Regions from separate parts of the Mus musculus genome. Here all the other regions are linked to region 3. The links are chromatin loops, found by intact Hi-C in ENCODE. Cell type or tissue: gastrocnemius. All regions are shown on one strand.

Evidence for each region. Peaks named below come from ENCODE experiments on the same cell type or tissue, not always from the same donor. Only the 100,000 strongest peaks of a DNase experiment are listed, where the experiment ranks them.
Region 1: a loop joins it to region 3, with 2.2 times the contacts of the local background. A loop is called at or near these places in 7 of 42 quality-filtered maps.
Region 2: a loop joins it to region 3, with 7 times the contacts of the local background. A loop is called at or near these places in 27 of 42 quality-filtered maps.

The regions. Positions count from the first base shown.
Region 1 is chr8:119,996,192-120,004,191 of GRCm38, reverse strand. The region is part of intron 1 of Crispld2 (cysteine-rich secretory protein LCCL domain containing 2); the gene reads right to left. Among named protein-coding and RNA genes, the nearest start is that of Crispld2, 7.8 kb to the right of the region's middle. In gastrocnemius, no CTCF peak of the experiment used is centred here; a DNase peak (open chromatin) is centred at 3,517; H3K4me3 peaks cover 279 bases; H3K27ac peaks cover 4,262 bases.
Region 2 is chr8:120,074,676-120,082,675 of GRCm38, reverse strand. Zdhhc7 (zinc finger, DHHC domain containing 7) reads left to right here. Exons shown (of 8, transcript NM_133967.3): 8 at 1-1,581. The coding sequence ends at 136. Among named protein-coding and RNA genes, the nearest start is that of Zdhhc7, 23 kb to the left of the region's middle. In gastrocnemius, CTCF peaks have their summits at 4,408 (motif pointing right) and 7,965 (motif pointing left); a DNase peak (open chromatin) is centred at 4,437.
Region 3 is chr8:119,939,630-119,947,629 of GRCm38, reverse strand. Usp10 (ubiquitin specific peptidase 10) reads right to left here. Exons shown (of 14, transcript NM_009462.2): 4 at 5,492-6,520; 5 at 464-555. Among named protein-coding and RNA genes, the nearest start is that of Usp10, 33 kb to the right of the region's middle. In gastrocnemius, a CTCF peak has its summit at 3,043 (motif pointing left); DNase peaks (open chromatin) are centred at 3,035, 3,317, 3,794 and 5,923; H3K27ac peaks cover 1,281 bases.

The DNA of each region.
Region 1 (8,000 bases), 57 kb before region 3:
GCCTCAGACAAAAGCATTCAGCTTCTCTCCGCACGCACGTGGGGTGGGGGTGCTCTAAGCTCTACAGTTCTGAGTGATGGAGGACCACACTGCAACATGGTTTCGAAGGCTGGAACTGGGGGGCTGGAACTCAGCTCCGTCAGTAGAATGTGTAGCATATACAAAGCCCTCCATTCCATCCACAGCCTGAAGATGCACTTGGGAGGTGAAGGCAGAAGGATCAGAAGCTTGGGGCTATCCTCTGCTACATAGTGAGCTTGAGGCTAGCCTGAGCTACTTGAGACCCCATCTCAAACAAACAAGCAAAAAAGACAGGGTCTGGGACTAGGGCATGGAGCTGATAGGATACTCCCCCCTGCAGCTCTTAGTTCAAAGCCTTGACTTGGCCTGAGTTGTATAGAACTTAAAAATCCGGTTAAGCACCTGGAACTTGGGGGAAAGGAGTCCCAGGACACTGGACTCAGTGACCCTTTAGTGATCCTTTAGCCTGGGCCTCTTGGCTTTCTGGAGAAGGAGGTTCCAGGACATCGGGCTGGAGGGTCGTTGCTAACCCTCTGGCTGGGAAACACCCAGCCAACTGTGAATAGAGAAGAAGGTCATCTCCTATGGGGCCCCCTTTCCTCTGTGTCACAGGCCTGACTGTCCAGGAGCTGGCCCCCAGCACTGGGTCTGGTCACTGTGCTCACCACAATGGGTTTCCTTATGTGCTGGGAGTTGGGTGACCGACACCCGAGCACACAGCCTGTTCTGTATTGCTCACCCTTTCCCTTGGCCTACACATCCCACTGTGGCCAACTCCAAGCCACCAACCCATGTGAAGCCACTAAACACAGTGTCTGTAGGAAAAACCACTGCAATTGCCCACTGGCCATCAGCCACCCCGAGGCACAGAGTGAGAAGCCGTTTGAAAGGTCTCAGGGTCTCAGCCATAGGACTAGGCTGCCTTCCATTTAAATGTGACTTCCTTTCTTCAAGGTTGTATGATTTAGCCTCCACAGAGGTTCTGCTTTCCGGTTTGTGACCTATAAGAAAATTGAGCTATCAGCCCTGGCATACCAAAGGCTAATGAGTCCACATCCGTATCCCCATTGATGACTTGGCCAAGGCGTGACAAATGGGGATGGCCCAGCAATGTACCGGTCCCTTCATTCCTGGAATCTCCTGTGTCATCATCTGCACAACAGATGGGTTCACTGATTTTATTAGCCCCATTTCACAGATGAGGAAATAGAGGACAGCAAACAAAGATAGTAAACAGCCTGGTCACGGTCATAGAGAAGGCCTGAGGGGAAGGGACAAATTTACTCCTTATACTCCAGTCTCCCATCTGTCCACCTTACCCAGGCAGCACCTCTGCTCCACTGCCCCACATCGATGAGACGACACAACCCGGAGGCCTGCTCTCTGGACAGCCACTGACTTCCAACACAGCCGAGGGCTTTCCCAGCTCGCTTCTCCTCAAATCTAACAAGGGAGAGCTGAAGTCTGAGCAAGAAGCCAAGGACAGATCAGAGTCATACCCACAAACCACCCAGAAATCCCGGGAATGAAGTGTGGCTGGGAGGAGGGACACCCCCACCCCCACCCCAACCCCAACCCCCAAGCAGATCTCAGTGATCCAGGCTGGGCAGGGAACATCCCGTTACAGACGCCTGGGTGAGCAGCAGACAGCGGGCGGTGGCGTCTCCCCTCCTGGCTGGATCCTGTCTGCTTTTTGACAGGATCAAGGTCAGACCCAAGGGAGGTAAGAGACTGGCTCTATCCCTGCTGGCCACCCCACCGTCACTCCAACTCCCCACATCTAGGTGCTGGCCCTCCGTGGTCTCTGTCTTACAGAATCAGGTGTCCTCTGTGCCTCCAGCAAGAGACACGGTCCTTAGGGGACTCGTGGAACAAAGTCAGATGCTTAACAAATACAAGAACTCTTTCATGTTAGCCAAGGGCTTTACCATTAAGCAATATCTTCTTATTACTTTTTATTTTGAACCAGGGTCTCAATAAGACACCTAGGCTGTCCTTGAACTCATGATCTTCCTGCCCCAGTCTTTCCAGGAGATGGGATCAAAGGCCTAAAATACTAAGCTAGACTAGTTCTGGACAAAAAGTATACTCAATCAATAAACATGTAAATCACTTCGTGCTAAAACCAAGCATGTTCCATGCAAGTCAAGATAACATGTTAAAAATAAATAAAGAGGACAAATTAAGTGCTTGGATAACAAATTAATGTTTTCTTAGAAATAACCCATGCGGAACTCCGAGGCCTGACCTTGTTCTGCTGATGTGGGAAGGTTTCCATGGCAACCGTTCCCATCAAACTCTGGATAAGGAAATGACTGGTGCCACAGTCATAAGCAGTGTAGGAACGTGTCTGAGTCGGGCCTGGGTTCAAATCCCATCCTCTATGGAAAGCTACCTGCCACAGTTCTAGTTCCTCAGGGACACTGTAGGGCGGGGCTGGGACAGGTGTAAAGACCACAGGATCTGCTGCTGCCTATCTGACCAGTGTCCACAGTACCTCTTTCCCTTTGCCTTCTGAGTGAATTTGGAATCCAAGATGACCTTTGTTCTGAGAAATGGGGGCAACCAGGACAGCCCCAATATGATGCCCCCTAGGAAGGTAGAATAGCATCAACATGGCCGAGCTGGGAACTAGATATGGGGTCTTCTCTGTCGGGCTCCACGGAGAAAGCAAGTCCTGAGATCCTGCCCATGAAGGGAGGTTTTTCCCAGTTAACATTGTTGCTGGGAGTTAGGCTGGAAAAGGCCCCTGCAGAGGTGAGGCCAGGACCCCTGTGTTTGGGGTGAATGAAGGGTGAAGGTGTGGAGGGAATCCCACCTGCATGTCCTAAAGTCAAACATAGAAAAGGAGCCAGGATCACAGGCAGCCAGGGCCAGGTAGCCAGGGGTTTGGAAGGCAGCTATAAGGCGCTCTCCTTTCTCTCCAGTGCAAAGGATCCTCTGTAGGAAGCAAGCACTGGCTGAGGTCTGGTTTAACTTTAAAAGCCCATCCATGGTCAGCAGGCAGGCAGAACCTCACCTTTGCGTGTGGCCCAAAGCCAGCCAGACTCTGAGGATTAAACACACACAGTTCCTTCATGTGAAGTTTAAACCTGGCCTGCACCTTTAGAAGTCTGGAAATGGTTACGCTGAGGGTGGGGCGGCGGGAGGGCCCGGGGGACCTCTGTAGGCTGGCTGGGCTCAGGAGTCTCATCTGGGAGGAGATTTACCTGACAGCGGGTGAGTGATGCTCTCCCCTCTCTTAGGTGTTGAGCTTCAGTGAAAACTAGGTTTATTTTAAGATGAAAATATCTCAGACTGTTTGAAAGATGAATTACAAGAGGCATGAACGGCCCCTCAAAAACTAGGCCGGCACACAGGAGAGAACCGCACCCATCCGAGTCTAGCCCCTCAAGAGTTTCTAGGCTGAGACTGACCCCAACACCCCTGCAAAGTAAACCAAGAGGAAAGAGTCCAGATAAGGGCCAGCCGGGAAGCGTGGAACCCAGACAGGGCCGGGTCCATCCCCAAGCTGGCAGGGCACTTTGTCCCACACTGCCAAGGCCCTGATGAAAATATCTCTTGGTGCTAGCCAGGCTGCCAAGGTCCTGGAAATAAATAGTGTGTTCAGCCACGGAGGAGGACAGCTAGGATGTGTAGGGAGCTGTGTGTGTGTGTGTGTGTGTGTGTGTGTGTGTGTGTGTGTGTGTGTGTGTGTGTGTATGTGTGTATGTGTGTGTCTGTGTTCTTTGTGTCTCTCTGTATTTATGTATGCATGTGTCTGTGTCCATGTGTGTGTGTGTCTGTATGTGTATGTCTGTGTGTGTGTATGTGTGACTACGTGTTGTGTCTGTATGTGTGTCTATGTGTGAGTGTCTGTGGGTGTTTGTGTGTGTGTCTGTGTGTATGTGTCTATGTGTGTGTGTCTGTGTGTGTGTCTGTGTGTGTCTCTGTGTCTGTGTGTGTCTGTGTGTATCTATGTGTGTCTCTGTGTGTGTCAATGTGTATGTGGTGTGTGTCTGTGTTCTTTGTGTCTCTGTGTGTGTTTATGTGTGCATGTGTCTGTGTCTATGTGTGTGTGTCAGTGTGTATGTGGTATGTGAGTCTCTGTGTGTGCTTGAGTCTCTTTGTATGTGTCTATGTGTGTGTGTCTGTGTGTTTATATCTGTGTGTGTGTCTGTGTTTCTACGTGTGTGTGTCTGTGTGTGTGTCTATGTGTTGAGTGTCTGTGTGTGTTTGTGTGTGTGTCTGTGTGTGTATCTGTGTCTGTGTGTGTCCGTGTGCATGTGTCTATGTGTCTATGTGTGTGTGTATGTGTCTATGTGTGTGTGTATGTGTCTATGTGTGTGTATGTGTCTATGTGTGTGTGTCTGTGTGTGTTGTATGTGTCTATGTGTGTGTGTCTGTGTGTGTATCTGTGTCTGTGTGTATGTGTCTGTGTGTGTCTATGTGTGTCTGTGTGTGTATGTGTCTATGTGTGTGTGTCTGTGTGTGTTGTATGTGTCTGTGTGTGTGTCTGTGTGTGTATCTGTGTCTGTGTGTGTCTGTGTGTATGTGTCTGTGTGTGTGTCTATGTGTGTCTGTGTGTATATGTGTCTATGTGTGTGTGTCTGTGTGTATGTGTCTATGTGTATGTGTATGTCTATGTGTGTGTGTCTATGTGTGTCTGTGTGTGTGTATGTGTCTATGTGTGTGTGTCTGTATGTGTATCTGTGTCTGTGTGTGTTTGTGTGTGTCTGTGTGTGTCTCTGTATGTCTGTGTGTGTCAGTGTGTATGTGGTGTGTGTCTATGTGAATCTCTCTATGTGTGCCTGAGTCTCTTTGTGTGTGTCTGTGTGCTTATCCCTGTATATGTGTTTATGTGTGTTGTCTGTGTATGTATAATATATATAATATATTGTATATATGTGTATATATATATATATATATATATATATATATATATATCTTCTTTGTGTGTATATGTGAGTCTCTGTGTGTGCCTGAATCTCTGTGTGTGTGTGTGTCTCTGTGTGTGTCTTTGTGTGTGAGTGAGTGTATGTGTGTGTGTGTTGATGCTCTTCAGGAGTCATATCCTTATTTATTTATTTATTTATTTATTTACATTTTTAAAATGGTTTCTCACTGGCCTGTGATTTGCAGATTCAGTTAGGTTTGCTGGACAGCAGGTCACAATGCTGGAAGCACAGCCACACCCAGCATCTTTACGTGGGCTCTAGGGATTGGTCTTGGGTCACTGGGCTTGTACAACAGGCACTTTGTCACCTGAGCTGTCTCCACAGCCCTACAGCTGGAGCGGCTCATGGTTGGTGCAGAGCTGGCTTCAGAGCAGGTCAGTAGATGCACCCAGCAAGGTCCTTGTCACTCAGAGGCACTACACATGCTCCAGAATGGGATCTTTGTGACACTCACGAGGGTCCCAGAGTATCTGGAATCAGCCCTGTGCAGAGTGCTACCAGGTGACGTGCGCTTCCCAGGGAAAGTTTGGGTTTTGGCTTATTGGTTGCTACTAAAGCAGGGCTCACACATGCTGTACAGCTAAGGGTAACCCTGGCCCCAAACACCCTGCTCCTTGGCTCGCGGTTACAGGGACATTTCCACCACAGAGCTCCTCCAAAGGCAGGAGGATCGGCAGATTTGAGGGCAGCCTTGGCTACATAGCAGTATCTATTTAGAAGAGAAGAACAGGGTGCCAGTTGTACTTCCTGGTTCAGATGGCGCCTGGTCACTTGTGTTTCTGTTGAAGCCACAGGGTTGCTGCTAGTCTGGGGACCACACTTAGGGAATCCCTGCTTTCAAGAGCCCGCCTGCCATCGTGTCATTCCACACCTTGGGTTTGTTGTATCTGATTGCCTGGGGCAGGATCTCACACAGAGCAAGGGAGCCTTGACCTCATTCTGTGGTGAGGATCACCTTGAATTCCTGTGCCTCCTGCCTCAGTCTCTAGCACTAGGATTAGGGGTGTGTGCTACCATGCCCTGTTTATGGGGTGCTGGGGATGGAACCCAGGGCTCCGAGCGCACACTAGGCAAGTGTTCTTCCAGCTGAGTCACCTTCCTCTGCTTTCCTCAACTTTCCCCAGACCCCAGCACATCCAGAGCTTAGCCTAACCACCTGTCTCTACCAGCATGCACTTCGCATTTTATACAGAAGGGATTGCATTGAGTATTCCGAGAAATTTATTTTTTTTCAAGTCATTTTATTTCTGCCCCTCATGAGGACTCTGAGAACTTAATATGAAGAGCCACTGGGAATAAAATCAGAGCAAACGTAAGTGGCCACAGAGGTCAGTTACAGAGGGCTTGCTCTTCTACGGCAAAGGAGGTCAGGACGTGGCATGGTGTGGGGCTTAGATGACCCTACCGGACGCTTTTCCTACCCTGTAAGCACAGGACTCCAGAAAATTCCATAAGTAGTGTTCAGATCCTCAAGGCCCCTGGGTCCCCTCACCCCGGCAACACAACTTATTCTAGAAGCAAAAGCCTCCATCTCCTTCAGGACTTGTTCCTAGATAGTAGTTGCTTAGTGGTGCAACCCATTACTGCAAGATAGACCCCGCCACCCTGGGCTGACCCTTCACCCTGGCCATTCCTACTGCAGGCCTATTGGAGTTCTGCCTAGGGCGGTCATCAGCTCCCGCAGCCACTTTCCCTTTCTCTTTGAGAAAGCTGGGGTCTGGTGTCCTGGGCCCACTCCATGAAGGGTCAGAAGACACCAGCTTGAGGCCAGCTCCAGTCCTTAAGAACAAGTTGGATTCTTTCTGCCTAGGGACAGGGCTAGCTCTGGGATCTCTGCCCTACAAGCAAAACAGAAGCACGGGGGCCTTTTGTTCTGGGATGTTACCACTCAGCATCAACACATGACACCTTCCAGAACCTGGATTGAAAAGTGTGGGCTTTCATAGTTTGTAAGAATGTATTATTTTTTTGTTTGTTTGTTTTTAATGATGGGTCAGAAGTTGCAAAATCCCTCACTAGCCACCTCCCCCTCGCCCCACCCCCACCCCGATTTTGTGGCTTTTTCCTAAGCTGACGCAGCACTGCAGGCCAGGCAAACCTCCTTCTGGCTGGATCATCATGTCCTCATGGCCTGGAAAGGGGGGCGGGGGGCTGCCCGAAAGTGCCACAGTTGCAAGCTAGGGGTCGGAGACAGAGCAGTGCTGCCCCAAGGCAATGTCTCAGACATGATTCTCAGTGGGTTTCTGTGACTCAGGACAAGACGTCAGCCCTGCCACAAAACTCTAGGCAATAGCGTCTGTCCATACCCACCACGGAAGAACTCCCTGCCTGCCGGGTGAAAGCCCGGCTCAAGCCAACCTCACGGAAGATGATGGAGCCAGCTTTCTCACCGTTACACATCCAATGACCGTGTGACCTGCTGTCTCCTCTGCACACACATCCACAGAACCACACGCACAACTGGGGCAGGATCTCACACAGAGCAAGCGAGCCTTGACTTCATCACATGGTTGAGGATCACCTTGAATTCTTGATCCTCCTGCCTCCGTCTCTAGCACCAGAATTAGGGGTGTGTGCCCTACTCTAAAGCACTAAGCAGTACAGCTGGGCCCCACTGTAGGTTCAGAGGAAGGTGCTGTACCAGATGACAAATGTGACCAGCACAACAGAGTATGCCACAAGGCTTGTCATGATGTAAGGGTGATCTTAGCATCTCTAGGTGCCTGGCCCCAGGTGGGGTTGGGGGGGGGGCGTGTTGTAGGGCAAGATGTCTGTCGAAGTATGCGAAGGAAAACATGCACTACAGAGAGTGGGGGTATGCAACTCAGAGGCACCTGCCTAGAACCCCCAGTGACGAGCTGGGGAGTGACTCGGTAGTGGCAGGCGCACTGGCCTTGCACACAAGATGCCTTGTTTCATCCTCAGCACAAGAAAAAAAAAAAAAAAAAAAAAAAAGAGCCAGTCACAGTGGTAGTGATACAACTATAATCCAAGGAATAAGAGGACAGAAGCCAGCACGGGCTACATTGTGAGTTCCCAAGC
Region 2 (8,000 bases), 140 kb before region 3:
CAGGCTGCGGTGGGAAGGAATGAAGTCTGTCTTCGGGGGCCCTCCCTCCCTCCTCTGGATGAACCCCTTCGTTGGCTTCCGACTCAGGCGGCTGCAGATGAGGACCAGGAAAGGAGGCCCCGAGTTCTCTGTCTGAGCCTTCAGGGTGGGAATGTCTGCAGACATCCGTGCTCAGTGGCCTGCGTGCACAGCAGCCTTGTGGGCAGATGGAGCGGGCCAGCTGACGGGGCCATGAGCGGCTTCATGGACCACAGGCCACAGGCACTTGTCATTTCTCTTGTGTACTGCCAGGAGAAGCATGCAGTCCCGGGAGGCCATCGTCTCACCATCCTGACCCTTGGGATGTCGCGTGGGCACCCACGGGTGGAGTTGCTTCTCAGTCATGAAGAAAGCCAGCACAGCAGCGCTGGGAGTCCTGCTGGCCCATCCCCAGCGCACCCCCTTACCCGAAAGAAGGGGTTCCACAGAGACTCTGCCTTGGAGGCCTCTGACACCCAGCACTGAACAGTGAAAGCAGCTTCCAGAACACTCCCTGCTGCCCCGGAACGGGCATCCTTTGACCCTTCCAGCAAGTCTGTGTGTGCTCATCCTTGTGTGTCTGTGTGGTGTGTGTGTGTGTGTGTGTGTGAGCATGTGTCAGAGTCAGCAGTGTCGTTGAGGCACGTATGTGGTAGACAAGCTGTCTTTCAGACTCCAGTGTTTCAGGGAAGTGGGACGCACTGCTGGCCCTTGCTGGCCTACTATGAATGTATCCTACAGTGTCCAGATCCAAAGAACAGGCATGCCTGTGCATGGGCCCGGCCTCCTGCTTTTATTTCACTGAAAATTTAGTGTTTGAGGGCGTGGAGCTGAGGTTTTGTTGTTCCAGCCAAACTGCAACTGCAACAGTCTCTCAACAGGGAGAGTGGTAGCCCATGCTGAGGCCCAGCGCTTTGGGGCAGGGGCCATGAGGAGCTCAGCGTGAGAAGCCACCTAGGGCCCCTTGGGGCAGGTGCTGCAGGGTGAGACAGCCTGGTGCCTGAGCTGTCAGAGTGGTGATATGTGACTATTTCTCTACCCATGGCACCGCAGTCAGTGGAGCCTTGGTGCGGGCTTAGAATCCCGTCAGTACACAAACAGCTCCCCTCAGGGGATTTGCCTTAACCGCTGGTTGTTGCTTTGCTGCTGGGTGAGAGCAGTCTGACAGAGTCTGGGGACTTCCTGAGAGTCTTCTCCCATGCAGACACCAGTGTTTCCCTTCTGGGACCAGCTGCCTTTCTGTCCCTGGGACACCATGACTGTTCTTTCGGTGTCAGTTGCTTGTGCCCTGCCCTCATCTGGGCTCCTGTGCTACTGAGGTGACCCCCAGGGACCTGAGCCGAGCCCTCATGCAGCGAGCAATCTCTGGGGCCCAAGTCCCTGCAGAGGGACATCGAGGCCTCAGATTGTCTCTGCGTTCCTTTGCACACGTGTCTGGGCATGTAGGCTCTGGCGGTCTCACCCTCCAGTGTGGAGTCTGTGCGGTGAACCCAAGCTGAGTATACTTGACTTTTCAATTCCTCAGTGTGATTTTATATGAAATAAAGTAACCCGTCCACAGTTCTCACCCTCCTGCAGCCCTCTTCTTCCTGGGTGACCTGCCTTGCTTTTCCAGGAGCTGTTGTGTGCCTGTGAGGGGACCTAGGCATCTGGGTACAACTCCTAGTGTCACCTGGGTAGATGATGCCCTAAGACCCCTTAACTTTCCCTTAATTAACTAGGGAATTTTTAAAATGTGCTTTAAAATAAAACTGGCTCTAAGCACACGAGCTGCTGACCTCCTTCAGCGCAGAGGCTAGAACCCAGGGATGTGTTGTCACACCTTGGCAGCTAGTCTGTCAACTGACGGAGTCTGTCTCAAACACAGGAGCAAATCAGTACTGGGGAGGCAGAGGCAGGTGGATCTCTTAGAGCTTGAAGCTAGACTGGTCTACATAATGAGTCCAAGAACATTAAGAGCTACATAGAGAGATTCTGTCTCTAAAACAAAACAAACCCTGAAGAGCCTCAGGCATCCAGTTTTCTCCCTAAAGTAAACAAATTGACCATGACCTCCCAGCATTCACATAAGGTGGCTTATGGCCATCCTAAATCTGGCCCTAGGAGACTGGACACCCTTCTCTGGCCTCTACAAGTACCTACATACACATTATTTTAAAAAAGAAAAAGCAAAAACAACAACAAAAAAACCCACCTTTGCATGAGAAGGAACCCAAAATGGCCTCTTCATCTGCACAGCCTTGGGTTGGGGCAGGGGAGATGTACCCATACCACCTTGTGTGTGTGTTGGGGGGGGGGTGCCATGGCCCCAGTGCAGCTCTGAGCCTGCCTGAGCCCAGGGACAAAGACTAAAGGTGAGTGGTGAGCCCACAGCCTTGTGGCTGCTTAGATCGGAGGGGCGGGCAGTCTGGGCTGTGGGAAAGGCATCAGGGCCAGTCTCCTAGCTGCTCAGGTGGCTTTCTAGAAAGTCTAGGAGGCTATAGAGGAGGCTGTAGGGATGCACCCACACAGATCACAGGTGGCTGCATTGCTTTACTTCTGGTAGCTTGGGACTGGCTACCTATGTCCCTCTCCTTGGTAGTACACACCTTCATTGTGCAGTTTAGACAGAGTGGATATTTTGTTACTCAAGATGAGAGGTCTATGGCTAAGTGGGACCTAGCTTCCCTTGGTCAGGTCACCTTGTCCTCTGCCCCACCCTTTTTTTACCTCTGGACACCTCTCCTGGTACAGCCAGCTGTCCCCAGACTCCTGGATTCAATCTGCTTGAGAGTCACACCATCCAGATCCCTGTAACTGGTGGTGGTAGTGGTGCACTTGGGAGGCAGAGGCAGGCTGATCTCTGTGAGTTGGAGGCAAGCCTGGTCTACAGAGCAAGTTCCAGGGTATCCAGGGCTACACAGAGGAAACCTATCTTGAAAAAGCAAAAGAGAAAAGATGGCTGTAAAACAGCCATCTTGGGGCTATGTTGTCCCCAAATCCTCAGCCCACTTACCTACCAGCCCCCTCTGCAGCTCTCCAAGGGCTCCACCTACATAGTGACCTTGAACTTTGCTTGCCCTGTCCTGTGCTGGCCCCCTGGGGGTCTTTCTCTACCCGACTTGGTCCTGGGAAATGTCTAAGAGCACACCTGCCTCTGCTTTCTTCCCTCTGGCTTGTGAGTCAAGTTTGGGGCCGCCTATACTCACCATTGCCTGCCCCTCCTCCGCAACCTTATTTTCTTTTGTCATCTTCCAGAACCCCCTCAGCTCTGCCTTCCAGCTCTTCTCATGCGTTTTGTTAATCGTCTTTAGACAGGGTGTTACTTTGTTACCCTGGCTGGCCCGAACTTGTCGATTAGGCTGGGCCCAAACTCACAGACCCACCAACCTCTGCCTCCCAGTGCTGAAATTAAGATGTGCACTACCCCGAGCCCAAGGCAGCTAAGAATTCCAGTGTGGCCCAGGCTCCTGCCTCCATCCTTCAGGTGCTGGGGTTACCATTGTCCGAAACATCTTTTCAGATGTCTTTTTGGGGCTTGTGACAGTTTTCAGACCCCAGAGCTTATAGTGTTCTGTGCCACAGGGCAGGGCATCTGGGGTCCGCTGTCGAGGTAGCACCAGCACAGGCCTTGGCTTCGTCCTTGTCCTCTGTTTCCTTCTTCAGTCCTACACTTTCTGGCTGCCGCTGCTGGTCTTCCTCAAGTCCTGGAGTAGGACGCCGAGGGGCCAGTGGGCAATGAAGACCCTCAATTTCCAGAGTAAACCGCCTCCCCCCTCTATGTCAAGGAGCAGAGCCCTGGTGCCTGACATCTTTTAACCAAGTCCTCCCAAGCCACTTCATTCAGAAACTACAGGAGGGAGGGTTCCCTACTCCATGAGAGGTAGCATAGCCAAGACCGCAGGCTCAATGTCTTCCCAGCATGCCCTGTCGGGTTGAAGGCATCATTCTAGACACTGCTCAGGACACAAGTAGGACCGTGGCGCTCACTGAAAACATGGCTCAGTTGGTAAAAAAACAAGAACCCGTGTTAAAACAAAAAAGCCCCGCTGGCCGTAATGGTACCCAGAGGAAGTCTCAGCAATGGGGAGGTGGATCCCCGAGGCCTGCTGGCCCCCCAGCCTCATCTACTCAGGTAAGCCTCAGGACAATGAGGGACCCTGCTTCAAAAGCAAGATGAAGCCGTGAGAGGTGGGTCTGTAGATAAAAGCACCTGCCCCCAGGTCTGATGACGTGAGTTTGATCCCTCGGAACTACCTGATAGAACCGACAGTAATTGTCCTCTGACCTCTACACACGTGCTGTGACGTGTGTACGTGCCTCCCTCCCACATAAGTAAATGTACAATCATTTAAAGGAAGGGTGGGTCCATCCCAGCCTCTGCAGAACAAGCAGGAAGCAAAGAAAGTGGGTTCTACAGAGCTAGGTGGTGGCCACCAGGGGGCGCCGGGAGACAGCGAGTACTTGCATTCTGCGCAGGGGCCCCTCAAAGCTTTCTTTTTTCTTTCTTTCTTTCTTTCTTTCTTTCTTTCTTTCTTTCTTTCTTTCTTTCTTTCTTTCTTTCTTTCTTTCTTTCTTCCTTCCTTCCTTCCTTCCTTCCTCCCTCCCTCCCTCCCTCCCTCCCTCCCTCCCTCCCTCCCTCTCTTTCTTTCTTTCTTTCTTTCTTTCTTGATTTTTTCGAGACAGGGTTTCTCTATAGCCCTGGCTGTCCTGGAACTCACTTTGTAGACCAAGCTGGCCTCGAACTCAGAAATCCACCTGCCTCTGCCTCCCGAGTGCTGGGATTAAAGGCGTGCACCACCACGCCTGGCTCTCTTTCTTTCTTTTTCTTTTTCTTTTTCTTTTTCTTTTTTTTTTTTCTTTTTTCTTTTTCTTTTTCTTCCGAGACAGGATTTCTCTGTATAGCCCTGGCTGTCCTGGAACTCACTTTGTAGACCAGGCTGGCCTCATAAATCCGCCTCCTCTCTCCCGAGTGCTGGGACTAAAGGTGTGCGCCCCACATCCGGCTAAAGCTTTCTCTTTTTAAAAAATGTGTTCATGCCGGGCATGGTGGCGCACGCCTTTAATCCCAGCACTCGGGAGGCAGAGGCAGGCGGATTTCTGAGTTCGAGGCCAGCCTGGTCTACAGAGTGAGTTCCAGGACAGCCAGAGCTATACAGAGAAACCCTGTCTCGAAAAAAAAAAAAACCAAAAAACAAAAATGTGTTTATGTAGGTGTCTGTGTGGATGAGTGTCGTGTGTGGGGGTGCCTGCAGAGACCAGAGTATGTGTGGGATCCTTAGAGATGAACTTACCGGGCTGACATGGAGGCTGAGATTCCCCTGGGGTCCTCTAGAGAGTCGCAAGTCCTCTTAACTAAAGCAGGCCTGCAGAGAGGCCACTTGGCTTAGCAGTTTAAGAGCACTGGCTGCACTTTCAGAGGACCTGGGTTCAAGTCCCAACACCCATGTGTGCTTCACCACTATCTGTAACTACAGTTCCAGGGAATCTAATGGCCTCTTCTGGCTTCCTCGGACACCGAGCACGCACATGGTGCATACACATACAAGCAGGCTAAGCATTCATACACAGGAAGTAAAAATAAAGAAAGCTTTAGAACAGTGGGGGAGGGGCCAGAAAGATGGCTCAGTAGTTAAGAATATTTGTGCTCTTGTGGAGGGAGGGCCTGGGCTTGGTTCCCAGACCCCCACATGATAGCTCACGACCATGCATAACTCCAGGTCCAGGGGACACAATGCCCACTGCTAGCTTCCACAGAAGTCAGGTTCTCACACATGTATGCATCCATGTAAAATGAAATAAATCTTAAGATCTTTTTTAAGGGGGAGGGGGTGCTGGAGAGATGGCTCAGGGGCTAAGAACACTGACTGCTCTCCAGAGGACCTGGGTTCAGTTCCCAGCATCCACGTGGGTCTGCCGCCTTCACACAGACACACATGCAGGCAAACCCACGAACGGACACGAAATAAAGAATACAGGCTTGTCGAGACACTAAAAGAAGAGGTTACATGGAGAAGTGAGACGGGTGGTGGGAGTGGGTACCTCAGCGGGGTCCTCAGTGTGAGGCAGGAAGAGCTTTGAGGGCCAAAGGCAGAGCCCTTAGGCTGTGGCTGCAGTGTGTGTTAGGGTCCTGAAGCAGAGGCAAGCGAGTGGCAGTCCACCCATCAGTGTGGGATCTGGGCTAGTTGGGACCTCAGAACACTGGTAAAGTCATGCCGGGCAGTGGTGGCGCACGCCTTTAATCCCAGCACTTGGGAAGCAGAGGCAGGTGGATATCTGAGTTCGAGGCCAGCCTGGTGTACAGAGTGAGTTCCAGGACAGCCAGAACTATGCAGAGAAACCCTGTCTTGAACCCCCCTTCCCCCCAAAAAAGAAAGAGCTGGGAAAGTCTCCCAAGACAGAAGTGCTGAGACATTCGTTTTATTGGTACCGAGCCCATGGTGGTGGGGTAGGGAATGGAGGGAGTGCCTGTAGGAATAAGTGGCTATCCCCAGGGCTCTACCTGTGGGAGACCCTGAGGCTCACTGGGTGACCTTGGAGGCTGGCCCCAGCCAGGCTTCCTGAGCTGAAGAGTTCCTGGTGGGACCTTGGCCCCCTACCCCAGGGACAAAACATCTCCAGTCAGCTGTGTCACCCCACTAGGATGCATGAGTAGTGCAAACAGGAGCCCTTGGGGCTTTCCTCCCTCCCTCTTCCCCTTCCCTCCTCCCTTGCAGGCAGGCAGGTTCCTACTGAGAGCTGTAGGGGTTTCCCTGTCTCCTCTCCCTCCGCACTGCACTGCACCTACCTGGAGAGTCTCCTGTACCAAGCTATCAGCCACCCACCTCTTAACGTGAACAAGCTCACTGTTTCTCCCTTCTAGGATGCATTTCTCCATTTTTCTCCCCCTGGGACCCCTAGGTTGGCAGCACAGGCTCTGCCAGGCGTGAAAGGCCACCCTGACCTCCTGGGCTGGGATCTGTGTTTCAGGAGCCGCGTTTGGTCAGAAACAATGGCTCCAGCAGTTCCTGGGTGCAAGGCAGCAGATCTCTGCAGCCTGAAATGAACAAACCTGCTTGCCTATCTGCCACTCCCTGGCCGTGTGATTCAGAGTAAGCGCCTCTGCTTCTCTGTGCCAAAAATGCCTTCCTTTGTAAAATGACACAAGGGAGCTCCTGTCCTGGCAGGGCTTGGAGGTCAGAAACAAGAAGGCACACACAATTAAGGGGATCCCCTCCTGCCCCCGGCACACAGCCGACTCTCAAGAAACCAGAACCAGTGATGGCTGAGGGGTTTTCTACAGCCCATACCTGAGGTCCAGCTCAGCCTTTGTGAACTCAGCTTTCCTGGGTAGCCTGGTGTCCTCATTTAAGATGGATCTGTCAAGGGGTTTTGTGGGTTTTTAAAAAGTAAATCAGAATTTCACCAACTAAACAAAACCGAATCCCCTTACAACACATGCCAGCAGAGCTGATGTTTATGGTCTCCCAGAGAGCATCTCACTCTGGCAAAGGCCCTGTAGATCTCAAACCACAGCCCTGCCCGGTTCCTCCTCGGGAGCAGAGGTACTTTTCCATTTCTACCTTCCTCCCCATCCTCACACAGCCGAGGAACGAGGCGTGGCAGTCCCCATGTGACCCCAGTCACCTCTGGCTCAGGCTGGACAATGGTGATCGAGACCCTGATCTGCCCCCAAAGTGTTAGTACCTCCCCTTGGTCACTAAGATCTGCAATTGAGGGATCTAGATCATAGCTTCCCTGTCCTGTTGTCCCTAGACAGAATCTCCCAGGACAGGAGGTCTCAGCATGTTTGTTTTTTTAAATAACTGGAGTGAAGTTCACATGGTATAAGAGCAGCCATTTTAAAGTGATAACCTAGGGAGCAGGGGCTAGAGAGATGGCTCATCAGCTAAGAGCCATCTCTCTTAGATGCTTTTCTCGAAGGCCAAAGTTCAATTTCCAGCACCCACGTGGAGGCTCACTTCAGTTCCAGGGAATCCAGCACCCTCTTCTGGTCTCTGCAG
Region 3 (8,000 bases):
AAAAAAAAAAGATAAGCCAAGGACACTCAGCTACGTGGATATGTAAACACAAAGAGGAGTAAACCACATGAGAAGACAGCTGCCTTGTAAAGGCCATGTAAGGATCCTCTCTCTGTCGGCCGGCTGCAGGACACTCAAGAGCCTAGCTAGCTGAACAAAACACTCCCACTAGTTAGAGCAAAGCCTCTAGTTCTACGCGGCCATTCTGTCCTACTGTCTACCACCACTCCAATGAGAATAGAACATGCCCGACTCTACCCTTCATAAGCCAACAGATCAATCCTCGGACAGAGGGCGGAGAGGCTCCAGAGTACCACCGACCATGAGGCAGGCAGAGTGATGGCCCAGTCTCCGTGCTCAGAGCGCAGGCCGGCAGCCCTGGGGACGCTGCGGCAATCAAACACACCCAGACGGGAGAGTGGGCATGGTGGCCAGGCGCAGGGTTGGCAGCCAGGAAGGATACGGCATTAATGTAGCACCAGTTTCCTTTATTGATCAGCCCACGGGGTTGCAATGACACTGGCTTATGTATTAGGGTTACAGTCTCCAATAACTCTGCAAGAGTGAAGAAGCAAATGAAGACATTAACATTGCAGTCAGAATCCATGCACGGCGTTTCTGAAGTGCTGAGAGTCCTTCAGAAGAGCGTGTCCTCCGAAAGCCTTCACTTAGCACCGCTTTGTTACTAAGTTGGGGTGCAGGGGTGGGGGGCAGTTGTCTTGAACATCAACATTTACAGTTATCCTCTCAGTTTACACTAGGACGCTCCATGGCCAGAGACACCGACACAATAGCTAGCAGCAGAGAGCGGAGGTGGAAGACACTGGCATCCCCACCAAGGCTGACAGCATGCTTCACCAGCTGCTAAGTCCTCTGGATACCAGCTTCAAAGGGACTGTGGGGCAGGAGTGTGCCACCGGGCTCCCAGAAAACCCGGCAGACCACAGTGGGCGCTCAATGGCCGAGTATTAAGTGACAGCAGCAGCTCCTGCCAATCATGGAAGTGAGATCAGCCATTGGTCCACTAACTCCTCACTCCATTCAGAAGTGGGTGGGGCTTCTCTCCTGACACCCCGGAAACCACTTTTTTACAGCTTTAAGAAAGCTGTAAGCTGAGGAAGCACAGTGGGTGGCTTGATGTGGCTCCCATAGATCACTTTATCTGAGAAACTAAACCATTACAGGCTCCAGAGAAGCACCAGACACAGCCACTGAGAGCAGCCCCTTAGTGAAAGGTGTGCAGATCTAAGACAGGAAGACGCATGCTGACAGCTCCCACCAGTCCTGGAGCTGTCCAGTAACACTCAACTGCATAGTCATAACTCTGCCAAAAAGGGACTCTGACACCTCCTCTTACAGATGAGAAAACTGAAGTCACAGCACTGAGCCAGATACAACTGTGGGTCTACCTGGTGGGCTCAGCCGTTCCTAGCACTTGCTGCCAGGCCTGATGATCTGAGTTCACAGCCCCTTGTGGTAGAAACACAACCAACTTCCACAGCCTGACCTCACAAGCACACACACTTGTACATACACACAAACATGCTTGCAAGCACAGAAGGAACAAATAAGTCTAAGGAAGAAATGTTTTTAAATATTATGTAAGGCGGGACGCCCTCTTTCCCCCTCCCACTGCCTTCTGCCACCTGTTCTTGGGCTAAACAAGGATCCATAGTACAGCAATGATCACAGTAACCTCCAAACCTGTGTGTTCAAACAAAAACACACCCCAAAGCAACACCACAGGCTCTACAGCAGCCATCAACGGTGTGGCAAGCTTTTACAGAATTAGAAGCTAGGTCTTCCTACCATGGCTGACCTCTGTAAGAACAGCTAATGCATCCCGCGTGCACCCAAGCCTGCAACTAGCCCCGCTCCAGGCCAGCTCAGACAGGTAATGAAGGGCTCACTGTCCCGGACAGCACCACAGACTGTAAAAGAGTCTGGGGAGTATGCTTCACCTACAGATATACCAAGAGAACAGCTAGATGACTGGAGGCGCAGACATCAGAAAATAGGCAGTGGGGGAAAGGTGTCTGTCTATCCGGAGTAACATAAAGGACAGCAGGAAGTATGAACACTGAATGGCGACTTACACATAGGTATCAGCGTGCTGCAGTCCCAATACTCCCACGGTCACGCACAACCTTCAGGTTCAGGGTGCAGACTAATGGTATCAATATGAAGAAGCAAGCCAGAGATCTGGGTAAGAAGGTGGAAGCCAGTGTACACTGCTCAGTGGGATGCCTGGCCCAGGAGTTAGAGCCACATGGGCGGAGAAAATTCTGTTTTCCTAGTGAAGGCAAAGCCTTCTTGCGTCAGTTGAAGGTCGGAAGGGGTGGGGTACCATGATATTCACACCTGCTTTGGCACGGGCACTGACTGGGCCACATTTTTAAAAAATGAGAGACCTATGTGATGACGCTTGCCTGTAATCCCGGCACTTCGGAGGCAACGGTGGGCATCAGGAGTTCATGATCACTACACAGCAAGTTAGTTCCAGGGCTACAGAGAGACTGCAGGCTAAGGCGAGAATCTCCCCAAATTTGTGGGTACCTGACCTGGGTACAGTATGCAGTGAAGTGGCAGAAACAAAAGACACTGCTTTAAAGACAAGATAGGTGAAAGTAAGACCTTGCTCCCTAAAAGCTGACTCTGACACCACGAGATGCCTTTGGCAAGCATGCACACCCACTCACACATACGTGAAAACACACACACCGTAAGACTAGTGGTGTGGGTGTGCTGCATCAGTGTAAAAAAGAACCCAGCACCACATGTGACAGAGCTAATTCCTTTTCAAAAGGGAATTGGGTAAGCGGGTTGCGCTAAGCCCTAGAACAAACCTCTGTGGACCAGAGTGACCTCAACAGCCTGGGGGCTCCCACAGGTGACACAGGAGAATGCAATCCAATCTGAAGCCAGCTCTAATCAACTCCTTCCCAACTGGGAAACCACATGTTCAAGGCTCATTTCTGCATGGTCCTCTTCTAGAACCAGCAGGTTCCATTTTCCAAGATAGTGAGCCTGTCTCTTAGCGCCACCCAGTGGTCTGTTCAAAACCTGCACGCAAGCAGACCTGGGACACAGACAGTGCAGCAGACAGGACAGACAACTGCTGCAAGCAGTGCTCAAACTGCTGCCTTCTGGTAGAATTCTCAAGTGCAGGGTAACTCTTTACAGGCAGGTAGAGAAGAGAGACCTAGGTTTTTCTTTCCCTAAAAATTACTCCATTGTTCTTGGGGCTGGAGAAACGGCTCAGCACCTTAGCGTCTCTATGCTGATACTTCAGGAGAAGCTCCATGCCCTGCCCTTTGCCCCCAGACTGCTGCCTCTTGGCAAGCCCTGGGCAGTCAGCCCTGAGCACCTCGCTGCTCACTTACTCCCGAGAGTGGTGCAGACATTCTTCTCCCGTCAGCAGTATGCCAGTTCCATGGTTCTCAAGTTTCCTTCCACTGATTTCCTGATTCAGTTACTCCTACTAAAAATGGCCAATATAGGTGAGCAGTGGTGGGGCACACCTTCAGTCCCAGCACTCAGGGGGCAGAGGCAGGAGGATCTCTGAATTTGAGGCCAGCCTGGTCTACAGATTGAGTTCCAGGACAGCCAGGGCTACACACTCGCTATCTTGAGCTTACTACCCACAAAGGGCCAATATGCACTGAGTGACTGAAGTAAACAGCAGAGTGAGTGTCTCCCATCCTTCAGACCTGCCTGGTTAAAACTAGTGCTCCTTGTGCTGTTACGATTTTCCGGCTGGCACAGAAGCCAGAGATCATCCTCTAGCTTAGGTTGCTGCCAGCAAGCTCCTAGGATCTCCCTGTCTCTGAGCCCAGTGACAGCGTCACAGGCCAGAGCTTTCTTACAGGTATGACAGAGAATCAAACGCAGATGCTCAGGCTTGCATAACAAGGGCTCTCGTGTACTGAGCCATCTCCCAGTCCTGCACCCAGTGCATGGTAGAAGAAATATACCCATATCTATTAAATGGGGCGGGTGGGCGGGCGGGAGGCGGAGGGGTGGAGCAATGCATGTAGAATCCCAGCCCCTGGGAGACTGGCAGTAAAACTTTACAGTCTGTGAAAGGCATGCGATACAAAGTGAAACTGAAAAGAAAAATGGGCTGGAGAGGTGGCTCCGAGGTGAGTGCACTTGTTGCTCTTCTAGATGTGGGTCAATTCCTAGCACCCACATGGCGCACATGCAGGCAAAACACACATAAAATAAAATAAAATTTTAATTAAAAAAAAAAAGGAAAAAGGTACTGGTGGGGTACTGTAGAGAAGAAAACCACTTTACTTGAACAGTACCAGCTACTATTCCAGAAGAGCCGGGTTAAATCTCCAGCACCCACACAAGGGTTTACAACAGACTACAACTCTAGTTGGAGGGAATTTGATGATTTCTTCTGGCATCTTCTGGAACAAGTGTTGCCTGGACATACATGAAGGCAAAGACCCATATACATAAAAGTCAAAAATAATAAATAACGACCCCCACAGAGCACAGCGGCGAACCCTGTGATCCCAGCACCTCATCAGGAGGTGAGAGCAGGAAAAAAATCCACTTTGAATACAGCCTGGGCTAGAAGCGAGTACAAGACCAGCCTAGGCTACATGATAAGATGTTATATCAAAGACCAACATATGAAGCCTAAAACAATAAAAATAAAAATTTCATCAATTTTCTCATTTGAAGAGACCTTAGAACACTAAGAATATTCAGAACAGTATTATCACATACAGCCTAAAACGTTACCATCTTTGTTTTGGCTTCTTTTAAGACAGGGTCTTGCTACTGAAGCCAGGCTGACTTTAAACTGCAGCTCTTCCTGCCTCTGCCTCCGGAGCTCTGGAATTACAGGGCTGTGTTTCCAATGTGATTAAACTCCTCTACTTGTCACCCCAACCATCAAGAGGATACGCCTTAATGTCTGCAGGGACGCTGAGCACTCCAGGGGCCCGCTGCAGCTGTCTCAGGAGCTGGGACCTGAAGACCTGCTTCTGCACCACACATCCGGCGCCTGCCTGACTTCTGCCCTTACTCTGTGGCTATGATTCTCAATGAAATCCATCACTGAACCCAAAGTCACTAAAGGAAGGAAGATGGGGGGTGATGCATTATTTTTAGAGTACCTTCTTCTGTAGATATAGAAAGAGCGTACACCGTGAGTGTGAGCTGAGAAGGCTCACTAGACCTGATGGACACCCTAGCTACAGCACAGGGCATGTGTGCCGTACATGACAACAGTAATGGCACCGAGGAATGGACATGGAGTTTGTCACAACAGTCATAGCAGACATGGGTCTTCCCTGCTTACAGAAAGGCACGGCACCCTCTCCCTCCATCTTCCTCCTTACACACACCGTTTGACTACTGGATAACACTGACACATACAAGTCCTTTACTACTGTTTGCACACCGGTCGGCTACCACCACTGGGTACCAACAGCCGGCTCCCAGGCCCACTCAGCCTGTCCTTTAACTGTACCTGCAATCTTTATGGCTACAGGATCCTCTGACACTGGAACAAGCCCTTCTTTGACTTCCATCTGTTTTTCAGAGGCCAGGGGGGATGGGACAGGGGGGGAACACTTAGTTTCCACATACGCCATGGGTGAGGAGGCAGAGGGCTTAGAATCATGAAAGAGACTAGCCCAGGACTTTGCAGGCTGGCTAATGGGGATGGCGCCAGAGGCAGAGAGCGCACTTTCGGCAGGAGGTGACTGGCTCTCCGGCTTCGCAGGGTCCAGGTCTGCACCCTCGTCGGTGTGCAGTTCTGCCCCGTTGGCAGCAGTGTCCTCGCCCGGGGATTCAAGTATTTTCCCATTAGCAACTGCGAAGTTCTCAGTAGTATCGGTGCCAACGTAGGGCTGCGTCCCAGCTGTCCTTAGCAGGCTGTCTGCAGGGAGGCAGGGCTGCTCAAAGTCAGCTTCATGGCAGCCCTCACACAGCCCTGCAGTCCTGGCATCGCCTCCTAGTGTCCTGGGGAACGGACTGTCAGGGACAGGGCCACTGATGAAGTCCACAGGATTCTGAGGGCTGTCACAAGTCCTGGGCATGACTGGAGGAAGCACGTCCATGAACTCGGCGTCCTCCACAGCCTCGCCGCTCGTGCCCACTGAGGTGGCATGGCCGTTGACCAGGGTGGCTGGGGAAGCACTGTCCTCACCGCCATCTTTCAAATAACTGTAGTACCCAGGGGGCCGCTTCTTCTTCTTTTTCCGTTCCCTCTGACCAAGGCCGCCGGCACCACTGTCGTTCTCCAGGGTCTCAGCCTCTGCGTTAGAGTTGCTTTCCAGAGCCAAGGCCGAGGCGGGGTACTGGTCAATGGAGCTGTAGGTCTCATCTTTTTCAACGGCTTCAGGGATCTTTTTAGAAGTCGTACAACCAAGGATAAATTCGGGTGCCTGGGGGTTCAAGGTGCTTGAAATACTGTAGCTAGGAGTTGGCGGCAGCCCCTCACTAGGTTCGATGACTTCATCTACACCAAACTCGATCCTCTGGTGCTCCTGTCCTGCTGAGAAGAAATGACCAGTCAATGTCTATCCATCCAGAGTACAGGGTGCAAGGTGCACAGTACCCAAACCATTGGTCCTCTTTGAGAGGTGACACTTTGTATCATTTCCTAACAGGGTTATAACAGGTTTTAGCCTAATCTGTTAAAAATGACATGTAAAACAAGACCAACTTGGGTATATAAAAAATAGAAGTCTATCCTCATCCCTGGATATCTGGGTAACTAAGAGTTTAAAAAACAGAGGGTAGAAATTAAATTAAATTTGTAATTAAAAATTATTGGGGTGTGTTGTTTCAGTCCTGGAGTGGCTGAGGCAGAATTGGGAACTCAAGGTCACCCTCCACTCCAAGGTGGCTGCTGGCAGCCTCATTGTACATCCCACACACATGCATCTTGTGGCTTAGGTCAGAGGCAGACAGCACACTTGCCTGGAGTCACTCATGTCTTCAGAGGTACAGGGACAGGTGCTGGCTCACACCTGTAATCCTGACACACAAAGCTGAGGCATAAAAAGTCCAAGTCCTGGACGGCACAGTGAGACCTTGTCCCTCCTTGCAGACCTCATGGTGCTTCATGCCTAAGCAGAGGGAATGTGGGCTCTGATGGTACAACCTGAGACACGGGTACACTGCAGAACCAGGACCCCCTAGGCAGGCTGTGCACAATCCCACTCTCTCGGACTCCTCCACTGAACACTCGGACTGAGGTCTAGATGCCCCCCTGCCTCAATAGCAGCTAGCTAGTGACTACTCAATTCAGACGGGGGTGGGGGTGGGGGATGGCGGTGGTAAAGCCACTTTTGAAGCCTATAAAACCAAAGTTAGAACTAAACTTTGAGGGACTCTGAGGCAGGATCTACCGTGTAGCCAGCCTAGCCTGTTTTGGGGCCTAGGATCACAGGCATCAAACACTGTACCTGCCTAGGACTTTGAACTTGAAAATTCACACTGCGAGCTCTAGTATGTGCTCTTCCCAGTTAGCGTTAACCTGCTCCTCCCATACATGTCACGGTGGACACTGTATCTTAGTCTACATCTTTGCAAGTAGGTTACTAGAATCAACTGTATCCTTCAACAACATGGAAGACCACTGAAATGCCATGCATCTAAAATTAATGCCTTAAACTGTAGTACAAGGTGGCAACAGTTTTTTAAGTCCCTTATTTCAAGAACAGAATTATAACCCAAAAATTATGTCCTAAGGATGTTTAACCCTGGAGGGCTTGTGATGGGAAATGAAGGTCCAGCAGAAAGCCAATGACATGCTAACTGTGGGGTAGAGGTGCCTAAGCCAGTGAGTGACATGCTGACTGTGCGGTAGAGGTGCCTATAGCTGGGGAAGAAAGAAAGGCAATCCTACCCCAAACAGTGACTAGCAGTAACACAGCAGTTTTGCCTGTGCTTGCAGCAGGTCACTGACTGAGCAATTTTTTTTCCCTCACTTTAGAATGGATTACCAAAAACCAATGGCTTCTATTACA